2 separate regions of the Mus musculus genome follow, and region 2 is linked to region 1. The links are chromatin loops, found by intact Hi-C in ENCODE. Cell type or tissue: gastrocnemius. All regions are shown on one strand.

Region 1 (8,000 bases):
GCTGAGATTCCTTTCCCCTGTGAGTATTTTAAAGAAGACGGTTATCAGTGATGCAGGACAGAAGGTAAGACTGAAGGTTGGCCCTCTAGGCCCTCCCACTCCCCGGAGATCCAATTCCTACAGCAAGACCCCACCTTCCAACATCTCCACAACCTCTCCTAACAGTGAAGCCACCAAGTGTTTAAACAGAGGAGCCTGCATGAGACATTTTACATCCAACCATCACAGTCCCCGCTCCAAGAACTCACCATGTCCATTTCATCGACACGAGCTTATTCAAGAACGATACAATAGAAACCTGACTCTTGACACTTGTGTTGAATATCAAGGTCTCAGTGACACCCATGTGCCGATCAACATTTCCAAGGAGGAGATACTGAGCTGGTCAAATCCCCGGGTTGTCACCACATCATGGAAGAGTTAGTGACTTCTTGTTCCAAAGTCACATCCTTTCTGAAGGGAGAGAGGCCTTTTCTATTAGCTTAAGTTAGTAATAGTTTCTCACTGCTAAACAGTAGCAGGAGTTATGACTCATAATGAAGACACATGTCACTGACACGAATCACATTTTCAGCCTTACACTGGCAATTTGTTCCCTTGTGAAAGTGAGATTAGAAGCCTTTGAATACAATTTTAATAATTGTCCACCTTCCATGAGCACTTTATGATCTACTTTATTTGTTCAATTTCATATAATCATACTTAATTGTAAGTGAGGTTTTTTTTTTTTACCATGATTTCCCTTTATTGAATATGTAATAATGGTGAGGGAAAGGAGGAAAACCTTCCAGAAGGAACAAATCTTTCTTCTATTCTCACGTCATCAGTCAAAAGCCCACAGGACACATCACAGTGACAGACCGCATTTAATAGAACGGTCACTACTGCCGCCGAGTGGCGGGTTATTTTCAGAGTTTAAATTTCTTTCATTTCAAGAGTTAAATTCCAGCTTAACAGAAAAGAATTCTAACACAGGGTGCACGTCACTTTACGTCTCTGTTTTGACCCTAAGACTATATATAGCTTAAGAGCAGGAAGAATATGTTTTATTTGGAGAAATTTTAAAACCCCATCAATGTCACAGGTGGCCAGAGTGATGGCTGGTTTTGATTGGATTAAGAAATAACTAGGGCATTAGGATCATCTTGGAAAATGTGTGTAAGGATGCTTCCAGAAAAGATTTAACAGACTGTAAAACTCTCTCTCTCTCTCTCTCTCTCTCTCTCTCTCTCTCTCTCTCTCTCTCTCTCTCTCTCTCTCTGCAGGTCATTTCCTGGGCTGCCATTCCAGACTGAATAAAAGGGGAAAGAGCATCCAGCTAAACACCAGCACTAATCTCTCTTCTGGTTCCTCACTGTACATGTGATATAACCAGCTACCTCTGGCTCCACCCTCGCACCCTCACCCTATCACAACTCCCCTGCCACAATGAACAGCATCCCTCTCAAACTCTAAGCCAGAAGAGATTCTTTGTTCCTTAAATTGATTAATATGAGGCATTTAGCCACAATGGTGAGAAAAAGTACCCCACATGCCCATCTGTGTCCTCAGGAATCTGTGTCCTGTGATCAAGCAGCCCGCCCCAAGTGCTCAGGGTATTTCCCTCGGGACATGCTCCTGGACCGCCATGCTCTCTGGGCAACAATGTCATCTTCAATCTCTGGAAAGGCAGGACCACCGTGCTCCCAGGATTCCTCGTTGTTTATGAGATATCCCAATGGAAAGAAATGTGTTGTTATTATAAGCAAGGCATATTACTGGTACTTATTAGTTTTTTTTCTCACAATGAGGGGTGCATACTTGAGTTGGTCAAAAAATAAAGATGTGGCTACCGTTAAGAAAGACTGCACTTTAGCAGGTGGCACTGAAGGTCCCTATAACAAATTGTACACACAGACAGATGGACAACTAACAACATAGCTGGAGCGGATGTGACCTAACCCAACAATTAGCCTGTTTGGGAATTTTTACTAACTGAATGATTATAGAGCCTTAGCTCTTTTTAAGCCTTGAAATGGGCTGAGTAAATGAAGAAAATGACGGGAAATGGCACCTCCGGGGGAGCTGGCAAGGCACAGCATGAATTGATGAAGCGTCCACGGGCCAGGCTAGGACCCTGTGTGCACGGGAAGCTTTCGGCCGGAGCACACGCAGGAGTGCAGGAGTACAGGGTGCAGAGGATCCCGCCTAACACCACGTGTGGCTGAGTGAATAACAGAGGGACAGGCAGAGCATGCCACCCCCGGGAAGAAGCCAGGGAAAGCGTGGAAAACAAAGGTGATGCTGGAAAAGGACAGAACCCACAGCACACAAGAGTTTCTTCTCGAAAAACTACAACCTGAACATTTTAAAAATATAAGCAAGCCATTGCCTGATCTGTGGGTTTTCTTCACCCCATTGTACTACCATGGGGCATTTCAAACATCAAATGTAACACACACACACACACACACACACACACACACACACACACACAGAGAGAGAGAGAGAGAGAGAGAGAGAGAGAGAGAGAGAGAGAGTGTCTACCCATTAAGAAGGCTGAAACCAGGTCCTTTGCTAGATAATGAATGAACCTGGATTAAACCAGATTCAAACAAGACAAAATTTATTTACTCCTATGTTGAATATGAACTTTTCATAAAGTACATGAAAATGGATGAAGAGCTGTAGAAGGGAGGGAGATGACAGGAGAGGGTGTGGGCTATCAAGTATCAAAGCGCCTTATATGTATGAAATCTTACAATGGAACTCACTATTCGGTACGCTAATTCTAAACGGGGAGATGTCATGGGTGCTGAAGATGACGGTGACAAAAAGGTCAAAATAGGAACTGCAAAAGATCAAGAATATTATAAGGACAACCTATTAGCAAAATATTGTCATGGAAGCCTTTAAAGTATGTTGTCATTACGGAGGCGATGCCACAACTAGTGACAGAAACCAATCAGGAACTGGAGAGAAGGGCCGGTGATTGAGAGCCCCTGATGCTCACAGGATCCAAAATCAGCTGCTCATAACTGCCTGGGACTCCGCTCCAGAGGATCTGTCGCCCTCTTCTGGCCTCTATAGATATTGCATCTATGTGCATGTACCAACAGAGACACACACAAAGAACTGAAAATATAAAACGAAATTTAAAAGTTAAAACCTTCCGTGAGAGTTGCATAGAGGTTAGTAAACCTTATAATCTTGGATTTTCCTGTTTTGGGAATCAAAGATACTTTATGACGAAAAGAAAAAGTGAGAATGTACTCAAAGAATATTACACATTTGCATGAAAGCAGCTTTATGTAGCCACGTAGAATAAAATTAATCTTTAAAATGAAGAGCTTTAAAATGTTTACATTAGTTTAGATCAATGAAAATTTGTGGGTGTTTTTAAAATCAGCCTTTGTTTGTATTTCCAATGGTTGGGAGTGTTCTCTCTAGACAAAGTTTTCAAAGTAGGCAGCCCGATTTCATAATGATCTCTTCGGCCCTGTCCCAAATTCGCTGCGGCAAAATTAGAGGTACCTATGCTGTCCTCTTGACAGTTAACACAAAGGAATTTAAAATATTTATCTGGGAAATGATATCTTATCACAGAGGCCTTAACAGCCTGAGTCCTTCCTAGTCCATCTACCCTAGCTAATTTTGGTAGAGAGACGGAAGCTACTGAATTTAGCCCACCTGGGAATAGACGTGGGCTGGAGAAACCTCAGCTTTTAACGGCTCTGGATAGATCCTTTCTTTGCCCTTTGGAAAATTAAATTTGTGTTTTGTAATTTTCAAAAGTTTTTATAAATATGCGTAAAAAGCAAAGCACCCCCCAAAAAAAGAACGAGTCAAAAGCAAACAAAAAGGAATCCATAATTACATCCAATCTCAGAATGAAAACACTTCCATTTCTTCCCACAAGGTGGCGATAGGATCCCGCTCATTTACTACAAATGCTGCGCACAGCTCTCCAGGCACCTGTGACTACAGAATGAAAAAGAGAGAATGTGTCCTGCTGACTTTAACACCTTTTCCCTGGAAAGGTCAAGACATTTTTCAACGAAATAGAATCCGCTGAATTAGTATTTTCTGAACTCTGCTCTACAGGAAGTCCATGGATTCTTGATTTTTTTTTTAATGCTTTAATCTAAATATAAAAATTACATCAATTCCCTCTCTCCTCACTCCTCCAATACCTCACATTGATGGCCTTCTTTTCTGTTGTTGTTGTTGTTGTTGTTGTTGTTACATATATGCTTGGATATATGAATGACACCTGCTGAGTCCACTTAGTATAGCTTGTGTTTATATGATTTCAGTAATCATTTTGTATTGGATAACCAGGGAACTCACCCTGTTAAGAACCAGTCATCCCTCTTTGTAGCTGCCTATAGTCATTTGACGCCCCCCCCCCCACCAGGTCCCCTCCTTCCATGAAATCATGTCTATCTGCCGTTTTTCATTGTCCAGGTCTTCTTTCAGCAGCCTGGTATATCGTTGAGGTACCAAGAGTGTAACTTTCCTGTCATTTCTCTGAGACCCAATATAGACGAACAACCCCCCCTGGACTGGATGTGAGGAACTTCTGTTTGAGTTGTTGGTTAGGACAGTCCAAGTGACTCCCAAAGAAATATAGGCAGTTGCTCTTGCCCTCGGTTGCCTCTCAGAGGTTGAAGGTACTTCCCTGTTGCCGAAGACACCAACACTTCAGATATAGGACTCTGAATATTCCATCCAGATCTAACTTGAAAGCTCGCTTCCTGCAGCATAACTCTCATAATGCCAGCAGGTGCTATGTAAGCTGTCAATAGGTCTGTCCAGCTCTGATGCCCATGAACCACAACAATAGCCAGTACGGCAAGACATACCCCAAGTGGCACATATCTTGGAAACAGTCAAAAGCTGTCTAATTGGACTTAAAGCCAATAGGAAGGAAATCATGACTGATACTAGAAATCTAACCAACTCCTCAGTGTAAGCAAGCCCTTGCGTCTTAGAATAGGACCTACTTCTACCATTTTACAAGATTCTTGTTCATATATATATACATATATACATGTATATGTATATATATATATGTGTATATATATATATATCAGAATAATCTTGTTACTTTAGGCAACTATCACTGGATTAACCCCTAGGTTGGTCATTGTCCTGATATCAGGCTATGTTGACTTTGACAACCCCAGTAATAAGTCATAATCTTGGTATTATGCCAGAAGTGACGAGTCTGGCATTGGCTTCTTTGTAACAAAGGACTTCATATAATTGGGGTTGTAAAGACCTGATACAGTGGCCTTGTTCCCCTCTTGTCCATGTTGGGGTCTACACAGCCAACACATGAGACTGTGGGGGTACTTACCATACTGAAACCACCGCAGAGAAATATACTAGTATTAAAACAATAATCTTTGGCCTTGGTGGTCTTGTCACCACTTTTAAGAATCAACTACATGTTCCACAGTAATACAGTATATTACAGAAGAGGCTGTGGTTGGTGCAGAAGGTCTGAGAAGAGTCACTTTAAGGAAGAATTCTCTCTACTGCTGGTAGACATCTAACACAGTTATTTTTCCCTCGTTTTTTCCTGTTTCTTTACCATTGACAAGTAAGTCTTTCAATATTAATTTCATTGTCTGCAAAGACTTGAATATTGTTCTTTCTGAAGTAATTAACCCTTTCATCATTAACTTAGGTAATGCCGTTTGCCGCTTGAGAAGATAGCCCTGCTGCGACTGAATCTATGAGGGTTGCCTGCCAACAGCCTCTCCTCCTGAGAGAGAAATGATGAAGTTTATGTTTGTAACACACAATCACATCTTAGGCCCCTTGTGTCTTGTTGCCAACTAACCTGGCCTTGGGATAGTGGAATGTTTCCAGGACACGCAACTCAGCTCATAGCGGAAATTAGGAAAAGTACTCAGGGAGTTTTCTTATCCTTTTGTTATGTAATTTGATTGCCACCATGAGCTGCCATTTCTCCCACTTAAGAGTGAATTTGTGATGAATAGGAAGAATATATTAACGTTAATTTTCCACCAGATACCAATCTTGCCGGAATTCTCTAATAGTTTGCTGTGCACTGAATTCTCTAATAGTTTGCTGTGCACTGAATTCTCTAATGGTTTGTTGTGCACTGACAGGCGTGATCCTGTTCGATTTCCCATCTTCTGTGCTGTCTTTCTTAGTTTTCAGGCAGGTAGGTGTTCATCCATGTGGCAGAAACGATGCTGGTTTTGAGTAGAACACAGCAGAAAGGATGCTTGCATCCCGCCATGCCTGTAATTATATTTAGACAAGGCAGTAGATAAGTTTGCTATCTCTCTGAGGCCTTCGGATTGTGTCTGATGAAGGGCTGTCATTGGAAATAAGTGACCCTTTTAAACAGGTTTTCATCCCTGCTGTGTTTCAGGTGTGTCTCAGGTGTGTCTCCACTCACCTAAAGTTTCTGCCAGACATACTGGTGTGAATGGGAAAAATAAATAAATAAACCACAAAACTGGCTTGCATATACCTCAAATTTTATTACCGGGAGCCATATATATATATATCCAGTTCCAAATGGGTCTTTGTGGTTTAGAGATTCGAATGAAATTTATTTTCTCTGCAAAGATCAAGTTAAGTAAGCATTTGCAAACCGCTTTACCTCCATTTCTGTGTGCTGTATGGATGTGTGACTCCAGTGCATGTGTGTGCTTGCATGCTAGAGTTTAAGGTTGGGCATCTTCCTCTACCATTCTCCACCTTACTTTTTGAGGCAAAGTCTCACACAGAACCCAGACCTCACCATTTCAGCTAGATTGGCTAGCCAACAAGCTTCAGGAATCCTGATTCAACCTCCCCAGTACTGAAATTACAGGTGCACACCATCATGCCGACCTTTGGTTCGGAACTTCATCCTTGTGTCAAACACTTCAGATACCGAGCGATCCCACCACCACCTCCAAGTCTCAAGCCGCTTTGATTTAAGTCATCAAGACATGGTAAACTCTCGAATCTCTAGACCTAATGGGGCCCTGTAAACAGCAGTGGGCAGAGTTCTGAAAGAGCTGATGCTCATGAACCTGCAGGGGTGCCGGGGAATCTCCTTCAGCAGTCCATCACCTAATCAGGAATGGTAGAGCATGACAGGGCCAGCAACAGAAGACATCGATTCCCAAAGACCGAGCTTGTTGAATCCTGTCTGTTCTCTGGTGAAGGACATTTAGAAGGCAAGCGTGTAGTGGTATGTGTAGAGTCAGAGGTAGTCCTAATTGAACTTTGGCAGGTGTAGTGGTTTGAATATGCTTGGTCCTGGGAGCAGCACTATTAGGAGGTGTGGCCTTGTTGGAAAAGGTGTGGCCTCGTTGGAGTGGGTGTGGCCTTGTTGGAGTAGGTGTGGCCTTGTTGTGGGAGTGTGTCACTATAGGTGTAGGCTTTCGGACCCTCCTTCTAGCTCCCCTTTAGCCAGTCTTCACCTAGTGACCTTCAAATGGGGATGTAGAACTCTCCGTTCCTCCTGCACCGTGCCTGCCTGGACACTGCCAAGCTCCTGCCTTGATGATACTGGACTGAACCTCTGAACCTGTAAGCCAGCCCCAATTAAGTGTTGTCCTTCTAAGAGTTGCCTTGGTCACCCAGATATAGCTGTCTCTTGTGAGACTATGCCGGGGCCTAGCAAACACAGAAGTAGATGCTCACAGTCAGCTATTGGATGGATCACAGGGCTCCCAATGAAGGAGCTAGAGAAAGTACCCAAGGAGCTAAAGGGATCTGCAACCCTATAGGTGGAACAACATTATGAACTAACCAGTACCCCGGAGCTCTTGACTCTAGCTACATATGTATCAAAAGATGGCCTAGTCAGCCATCACTGGAAAGAGAGGCCCATTGGACACACAAACTTTATATGCCCCAGTGCAGGGGAACGCCAGGGCCAAAAAAAAAAAATGGGAATGGGTGGGTAGGGAAGTGGGGGGGGGGGGGTATGGGGGACTTTTGGGATAGCATTGGAAATGTAATTGAGGAAAATACGTAACAAA
Region 2 (8,000 bases), 63 kb after region 1:
AACCCTTTACCCAGAAAGGGCAGCCAGACCACTCGTGATAGGACGTTTGTAAGGCTTCCAGAAGCCAATCATATATCAGGTTACCGATCTAATGCTTGCCCAGTTCTAGGTGAACATGGCTTTCTTTACAAAGGCTGGCCCAGCTTAAAGTACTGTGAACAGGGCTTTTTTTTTTTTTTTTTCTCCCTTCAACTGAAGACTAAGCCCAACACTTTCCACTGTGCACTCAGTCAAAGTTTCCATAGTAAAACAGGATTTAAAAAGCAAAAACAAACAAACAAACAAACACAAACCTGGGCTTTAAAAGAATGAACTGTAGGGCCCCTATAGTGTTAGCAGCATCAGTGTGGAGGTCTAATTATGATACTGTAGCATGTCAGTTAACAATATGCTATCCAAGGAGGAAACTGTGTAAACGGACCTGTGATTATCTCATATATATACTATTTCTTTTGAGACTCTATAGTTATCTCAAAATAAAATGATTCTCTTGAGCATGTTAAGAATTTAGGGGTTGGGGTATAACTCAGTGGGTAGAGGGTTGGCTAACTTGCAGGAAGCCCTAGATAAACTGAGAATGGTGATATATTCCTATGATCCCAGCCCTTGGGAAAAGGATACAGGAATCTTGACTACTTAGCCCAGGCAAAAAAAAAAAAAAAAGCACAAATTGTAGTAGTAATTTTTAGAGAAGCTAATAAAATATGTGCGCTTTTAATTTCTAGAAGGTGGTTCTTGTTTTTACAGCTGTAGGCAAATCCTATGCCGAATCACAGACGTGTAGCTTTGAAGTGAGGTTCAAAAAGGCGTTAAAATCTTCATGTGGCCTCCTAAACAGACACTTTGCTGAGTTCTACTTGCTAGTACTTTAGTTAGAATATTTGCATATAAATCATCCATGTAATTTGCCTAAGACTTTCTTGTCTACCATTTCACACCTGAGTATCAAGGCTATATTAGCCTTAGAGAATTAGCCGGGCAGCTTCCCCATTCTCTCTGTGGAGTGGTTTGAAATAGATATATGATCTTTGTAAGTAAAATGATCTGATCTGGTGTCCTGTGAGTGGTGAGAGGCCAACGGGACCTTCTGACTCCTGACACTGTTTCTTTCATGATTGTCATTTTTATGAGAATCTTTGTCGTTTTGGTATTTGGAAGGTTCATAGTTTTTATATATTTTTTTAGAAAAATAATTATTTCAGCAAAGTTTTAGTTGTTTGTGTGTGCTTTTTAAAATCTCCACAAAGCTAAGTGTAATGACTCATATCTATAACCGCCATTTTCTACTCTGGAGGCTGGGAATGGATGTGGTTAATAGCCCGGGACCTCCGTGCTATCTGTATGACAGAGAGCAGACCAATTCTATCCCCAGACCTGTCAGAGGTCATGTGTAGTCAAGCTATAAAATCTATCCTTATGGAAGAGGTCACCTGTACTTTGCAAAGTGTTTTGATGTAGTCATACCTTAAGCTTTGTCGTGCACACGGAATTGAGTTCATTATCACCGGGAAACTTTTTTTCTAAATTTGCTGTGCTTCCATATGCCTAAAATCAACTTCCTGGGACCACACTCTAAACGTTTGAACTAATACTGGCTACTGAGTTGTGTCGAACTGGATTTCCTTCTTGTCATGAACATTCTGTTGGCCATGGTATTTGCAGAGACACCCCAAACACATATACAATATTTTATTCCTTTCGGATCCTTCCTTTGTTTAAGTTCTTATATTTTATGTATATGGGTGTTTTGTCTGCATGTATGTCTGTGCACCATGCCTGGCTCCTGGATGAGGCCAGAAGAGCTCATCAGATCCCCTGAACTGGAATTCAATAGGTGTGAGCAACTGAGTAGGTCCCCTACAAGAGCCAGCCCAAAGATAATTTTTAGATGAATTCACAAGCACTAAATGTCTCCTTTATTTATCTTTTTCAAATGTATGTTTCCCCCTAAGTTACAGTGTTATCTGAACTTGATATTGCTAGTCTATCATTTTAGGATTGTTATTTAATTGTTTTCAAGGCACAAGTGTCCAAACCTACTGTTTTAATTTATCTTGGTGACTTAACATTATGTGTATCTTGTAAAAGGAAACTATTTGCTGGGCTTGGAGAGATGGCTCAGCAGTTAAGAGGATTGTCTGCTCTTCTAGAGGTCCTGCGTTCAATCCCCAGTAACTACAAGGTGGCTCACAACCATCTATAACGAGATCTGATGCCCTCTTCTGGCACACAAGTATACATACAAATTGTGCTAGAGCACTGATATACATAAAAAATAAATAAATCTTTTAAAAAAGAAAAAAACAAGAAATCGAGAAGAGAAAACTAAATGTTGTGACCTGAATATCGTATTTCCCTTACTACTACAGCCGTGTCTCCAATACTACTGTAACAGTGATAGGAAGGGGGACACTTTGGAGGTGATGGGTTCTTGAAGCTACAATTTCAATCTTTTACAGAGACCATACACTTTGGTCCGTTGCTTTAGGCACAGTCAGGAGACTCTGTGAGGCAGAAAGAGAACCCCATAAAACATAACTCTGGTGGTGCTCTGACCTGTAGATTTTAAGCCTCCACAGCCATGAACAAATGTTATCATTTGTAAGTCACCCAGGTTATGACAATATAGCATTCTGAGCTGAATGCACTAAATCATGCCAAGATTTGAAACAATTTTTTGATCCTATATTCTCATACTTCTTCCTTTATGGTGAACTAGTTATATCCTCAGCTCATGGTTACTGGAGCCTTCATACGACCAAGTACCTCTCTTTCCATTGATGCATAAGAAGGCCATCCTCTGCAATATATGCAGCTGGACCCATGTGTACTCCTTTGTCAATAGCTTAGTCCCTGGAAGCTCCTGGGGGTCTAGTTGGTTGATATTGTTGTTCTTCCTGTGGGGTTGCAATCCCCTTCATCTCCTTCGGGCCTTTCTCTAGCTCCTCTATTGGATACCCTGCACTCAGTCCAATGATGGGCTGCAAGCATCCATCTCTCCCTTGTTTTGACCTTCTGGTGATTGTCTTTTGTTTTCTCTGGATTCTCCTGTTTCCCCTCTCCTAGAGTCCGCCAGACTGTAAAACTGTGTGTTCTCTTTCAGTTACTTACTGTACAGACGATGCTTTTATTCTTGGACTGCTTATATTTACTTATGTGATGTACATATTAGACCATACATTGAATCCAATGAATCTGAAATGTCTAATAACTTTGTCTTGAACAATAGCAAACGAACCCTTAGCACCCCTTAAACACCATCCACATTGCCCGTTCAATTTACCCATCACTAGGTTAGTTTCAAACTTATGGAAGCAGAACAAAATTTAAGGCTGTTTTTTTTTTCCCTGTTGTTTTACAGCCAGCAGTTTGTAAATGTTAGCTTATATTTCATGAGGTCCTGGGCTTCTGCTCATTGTTTTGTGTTCTGGCTCTCTCCTCTTACTAATGAGGAATATTCTTTAATAACTTCAGGATAGGTCCTTGGGAGAGGACAGGGACACTGCATTTAACAGTGCATTGCTGGTCACCTCCTGGCCCACAAGGCCATTTATTTTGTTTTTTAAACAGATTGTCTCTTCACACATCTCTTTTTGATAGCCTGTCTTTACTGGGCTTTCACAATAGAAGTGAAAGGAGAGCTGATAAGATTCACTTAGTATCGAAATCAGACTTAGGGACTGTTGAGTCTCTGGTCCTTGGAGGAAGGACCAAAGCAGTCCAAGCAAGCTTACTTGAAATGGGGGATGATTTTTTTTTTTAGTTATTACAATTTTTAAATGTATTTGGATCCCCTCCCCACCCCGGTTCAATTCATAGGAGCATTGAGATGATCACGCTTGGTGTGCTGACCCCTGGTGGATTCTTCACATGCTTATTTATAGCAATTTCTGGAGTCAGACTCCAATGCCTCCAGAGGCCAGACAGGTTATGTAAATGTACAGACGACCCAATATGTGGCAATAGATTGTGGTTTCATCCAGCAAAACTGGATAGAGCCATCTTTGCCAACAGCACAGACAACCATGTTTTTTCAATGGCAAAGCACACACAGGTAAAGCCTAGAGTGGGTGCTTAATCAGGTCAATTATGTTGGACCCAATTCTACATCTCAGTTGCACAGTTCCTCACTGTGTGACAAGGTCACACCCAGAGCTGGGCTGTAAGTTAATGATTACTGTTCTTTCAACGATATATTCTGTCTTTGCAAAATGTATCAAAAACTCATCAATGGATTGGAGGGCTGTTTTATCCAAGTAAGGTTAGGTATGTACTGATAAGACCCAGTGGGGAAAATATTCTTCAAGAGAATTAATGTGTTATTTCTGTGTGTTAAGCAAAAACTGCTTTGTTTTCTGTATTATTTGGGGTGATGTACAGCACAGTCCTCTGCTGGGAAAGTTAAGTGCTGCTGTAGTTATACTGTTTCTAGTTTTCATTGTGTTTGTGCTTGGTCGTTCTTTCTGTTGTTATTTTATTGTGAGGCAGATTGTTACTTTGTAGCCCCGATGACCTAATACTGTGAAGTCCAGGAAAGCCTGAGACTCCAGGAAGCCCTTCAGTCTTGATCTCCCAAGTGCTAGGATTTGATGTGTGAGTCACCATACCCAAGCTTTTTTCTGATATATATTTTTCCTATAATATATATATATATTTTCCTATAATATATATAATATTATATATTTTACATATCATATCTCTAACACACATATATACATATATAGTAGTGGATATATATGTATATATGTGATATACATATGTGTGTGTGTATGAATGATGTTGAATAACATCAAAACCCTTTCTTTATGTACTATTTTTATCTGGATAGTAAAATTAGAGTAGGCCACATAAAAAGAGCAAAAGCAGAGGTATTATGAAGGAAGTATATTTTATTGAAGCTTAAAAACATCCAAGTTAGCTGGTCAGTGGTGGCACACGCCTTTAATCCCAGTACTTGGGAGGCAGAGGCAGGCAGATTTCTGAGTTCGAGGCCAGCCTGGTCTACAGAGTGAGTTCCAGGACAGCTAGGACTACAAAGAGAAACCCTGTCTCAAAAACAAAACAAAACAAAAATCCAAGTTATACTTTAAGTGTAATTGTCTAAGAACATTTACTTAGTCTCCAGCTAGCACTAATGATTTACCCTTAGTTATCTAATTCTTTTTCTAGGACCTGTATGATGCCTAACTGCCATTTAGTTTAGTGACTCTTTGTGACTAGCATGCCTGGAAAGAATGAGAATATTCCAGGGACAGTTTAGCTCTCCATTTGGCTACCAGACTATTAAAACAATACACCCCAAGAAATTGGAATTCTGTAAGAATTTCATGCTGAGAAAAGAAAAAGGCTGACAACTGGGCCAGTCTGTAGTGGGATTTGTCACCTCGAAAGAGATTTACAACTTGTCAGACCATCTTGTAGAAACTACTGGAGTCCAGACAATGATGGGCCATGGACATCACGGGACCACACGTTAGCTGTGCACATCTCTAGCCCTCTGCTTAAACATAAACCTCATTCCAGGGTCCTGAAGATGATTTGTGGGAATATCATTGAATTTCTTTGTTTTTTTTTTCCCAAAGTGGCCACACTGAGTAAATCTTTTTCTGCTTTTTGTTAATGTTTAACTGGCTTAGTGAAGACAAATAAAGGAACCTGACTTATCATGGCTTGTGTGGTCCATTTTGTGGTCTCAGAATTTCCATCCCCATTCTCTTCATGTTAAGCATCATATTTCCATCCTACTCTGTGATCTGAAATTTTGTTTCATCATGGTAATATTATATCAGATCTGTTCTGAGTACACTGAGTGGGTCCATTCCATCTGAAAATTCACATCATTTTCTTCTAATCTAAAGAAGAAGAAGAAAGGAGGAGGAGGAGGGAGATGAAGAGGAGAAAGTATTGCTATTATTATTATTTATTATTATTATTATTTCCTTGATGTTAGTTGCTTCTTATTGTACTTCTCCTTCCCTGTTTTCTCTGGAATTGATGTAGGCATCCGACATCGTGGAACAGACCTCCATTTTTGTTGTTCTTTTCTTGCTTTTGAGTTCACTTTCTCAACTTAATCCTACAGTTCTTTTGTAGAGTCTTTCATTTCTATGATGGTATTTTTAATTCCAAAAGTGTCAATTTACTCTCCAGTGCTTTGGGGGAGGGACTACTGTGCTGCGTTTTATTTTTAGTATGATTTCTTGTTGCTTTATTTGTACTATATATTTTCTTAAAATGTTTCTACTACATCTATTTACCTGTATGTGTGCTATGGCATGTATGGTGAGATCAGAGGACAGATTATGAGTTAAGTATTTATTTGTTTGTTTGTTTGTTTATTTGAGAAAGTAGTCACATGTTTAAATTAGAGCAATCAGCTGTTCTATGTCTTGGCTTCTCATATAAATGTTGTCAGGATCAAAATGGAGTTACTTATGTCAACTCTAACTAAAAGAAATAATACTTCCAGAAGGCTATAAAGGAAGATGTTGCACATGACTGCCTAAGAATAGTATCTACCACAAAACAGTTTGCCAGAACCATAACATTGCACAGAAGACCCCACAACCTTACATAAAAATATTTCTGGCTGTGTGGTGGCACGTGCCTGTGATGCCAGCTCCTTAGGAGGCTGAGGCAGAAGAACTGGAAGTCTGAAGGCAGAATGGGCAGGTCAGTAAGATCCTGCCTTAAAAGGGGTGGAGCTCCATCACAGAGCACTTGGCTAGCAAGGTCAAGGCTCAGTGTTGGATCCCCAGCACTGAAGAACAAACAACAACAAAACAACAATACAACAACCACCACCCAGCTTCTCAAAGGATATTCCCCTACATCTCCTGGTTAAAAGTGGACAGATCTGACCCTTGTAATTGATCCTTGTCACCAGAGAGCACTGTGTGCAAAATAGCTTATGTAATCTTCACTTTAACCTTAAAACTTTGCTCTTGTTTCAGGCTCCCTGAAGACAAGCATAGGTCTATGACACTTGTGTTACAACTGCAGTGCCATACTGTTCCCAGGTAATATTTTTAAACATTCTTCTCTGTACAATATTTATATTCATACTTACCTGTAAATATAAATAACCAGACAGCAGATCCAAGGCTAGGAATGTAACCTTGAGTATGCCCTTTGTTTTGAGAAGCTCTGGTCAGTCCATGGCTTTAAGGTACTCCTGGTGTCAAGTTGTCTCTCTTATTTTGAAGGAAACCCATTTCTCTTACCCTTCTAGAAGGTGTCCATTAGCTGCCTGGATTCTGGGAGGGAGCTCTGCTGGGGAACATGTTGCAAGCTTCATTATGTGCCAACTTCTATTTACACCTCTCTCCTCCCAACAAAATGGTTTGTTTTCAACTTGTTCTGGGCTGTTTTCTTCATTCCAGGATTGACCTAACCTTTTCTTCTACATTCATAGGTTCCTGATGTGTCTAGTACCAGAGAGATGGGAAGGTCCTATAGAGTAAGTCTAGTTGCTGCTTGATTTTCTCTACTGCAAGCATAACATAAAGACACCACGTCCTGCCTGCGGTCACATGTCTGCTCAGCCAAGAATTAACAGGGTTCTTAGATGAGCTTGAAGGCTTCGCTGAAATACATCTCTCAGAGATTTAACGTTCTCCAAAATTGAAACCTTAGCTTGATCCACAATCTCTTTATCCATTAATTTTTAGTTTTAGATTTGCTATATCATTTTCTGTGGAGATCTTTTGGGGGCCACTTGGCAGGAATCTGACATTGGGCCAGGACAAGGAAGTGGGCTTCAGATAGAAATTTGACATGGGCCATGACGAGGAAGTAAGTTCAGGCAAGAATCTAATTTTAGGCCAGAACAAAGAAGTAGGCCTCATGTAAGAATATGAATTTGGGCTAGGACAGGGAAGTAGGCTCAGATATCTTGGTCATCCTGATAATCCCTTCGGAACAGTGATCACGGGACTTTGTTTATTGCCTTGCTTGTTCCTTGACTATTTGTGTTTATTGTACTGCTTGACCTTATTACT

The links. Peaks named below come from ENCODE experiments on the same cell type or tissue, not always from the same donor. Only the 100,000 strongest peaks of a DNase experiment are listed, where the experiment ranks them.
Region 2: a loop joins it to region 1, with 7 times the contacts of the local background. A loop is called at or near these places in 10 of 42 quality-filtered maps.

Annotation. Positions count from the first base shown.
Region 1 is chr1:80,177,308-80,185,307 of GRCm38, forward strand. No RefSeq gene overlaps it. Among named protein-coding and RNA genes, the nearest start is that of 2310015K22Rik, 27 kb to the right of the region's middle. In gastrocnemius, CTCF peaks have their summits at 893, 3,057 (motif pointing left) and 3,890 (motif pointing right); DNase peaks (open chromatin) are centred at 883, 3,032 and 3,902.
Region 2 is chr1:80,240,433-80,248,432 of GRCm38, forward strand. Gm34098 (a long non-coding RNA gene) reads left to right here. Exons shown (of 3, transcript XR_373579.3): 2 at 6,954-7,019; 3 at 7,415-8,000. Among named protein-coding and RNA genes, the nearest start is that of Gm34098, 8.1 kb to the left of the region's middle. In gastrocnemius, a CTCF peak has its summit at 3,866 (motif pointing left); no DNase peak of the experiment used is centred here; H3K27ac peaks cover 2,458 bases.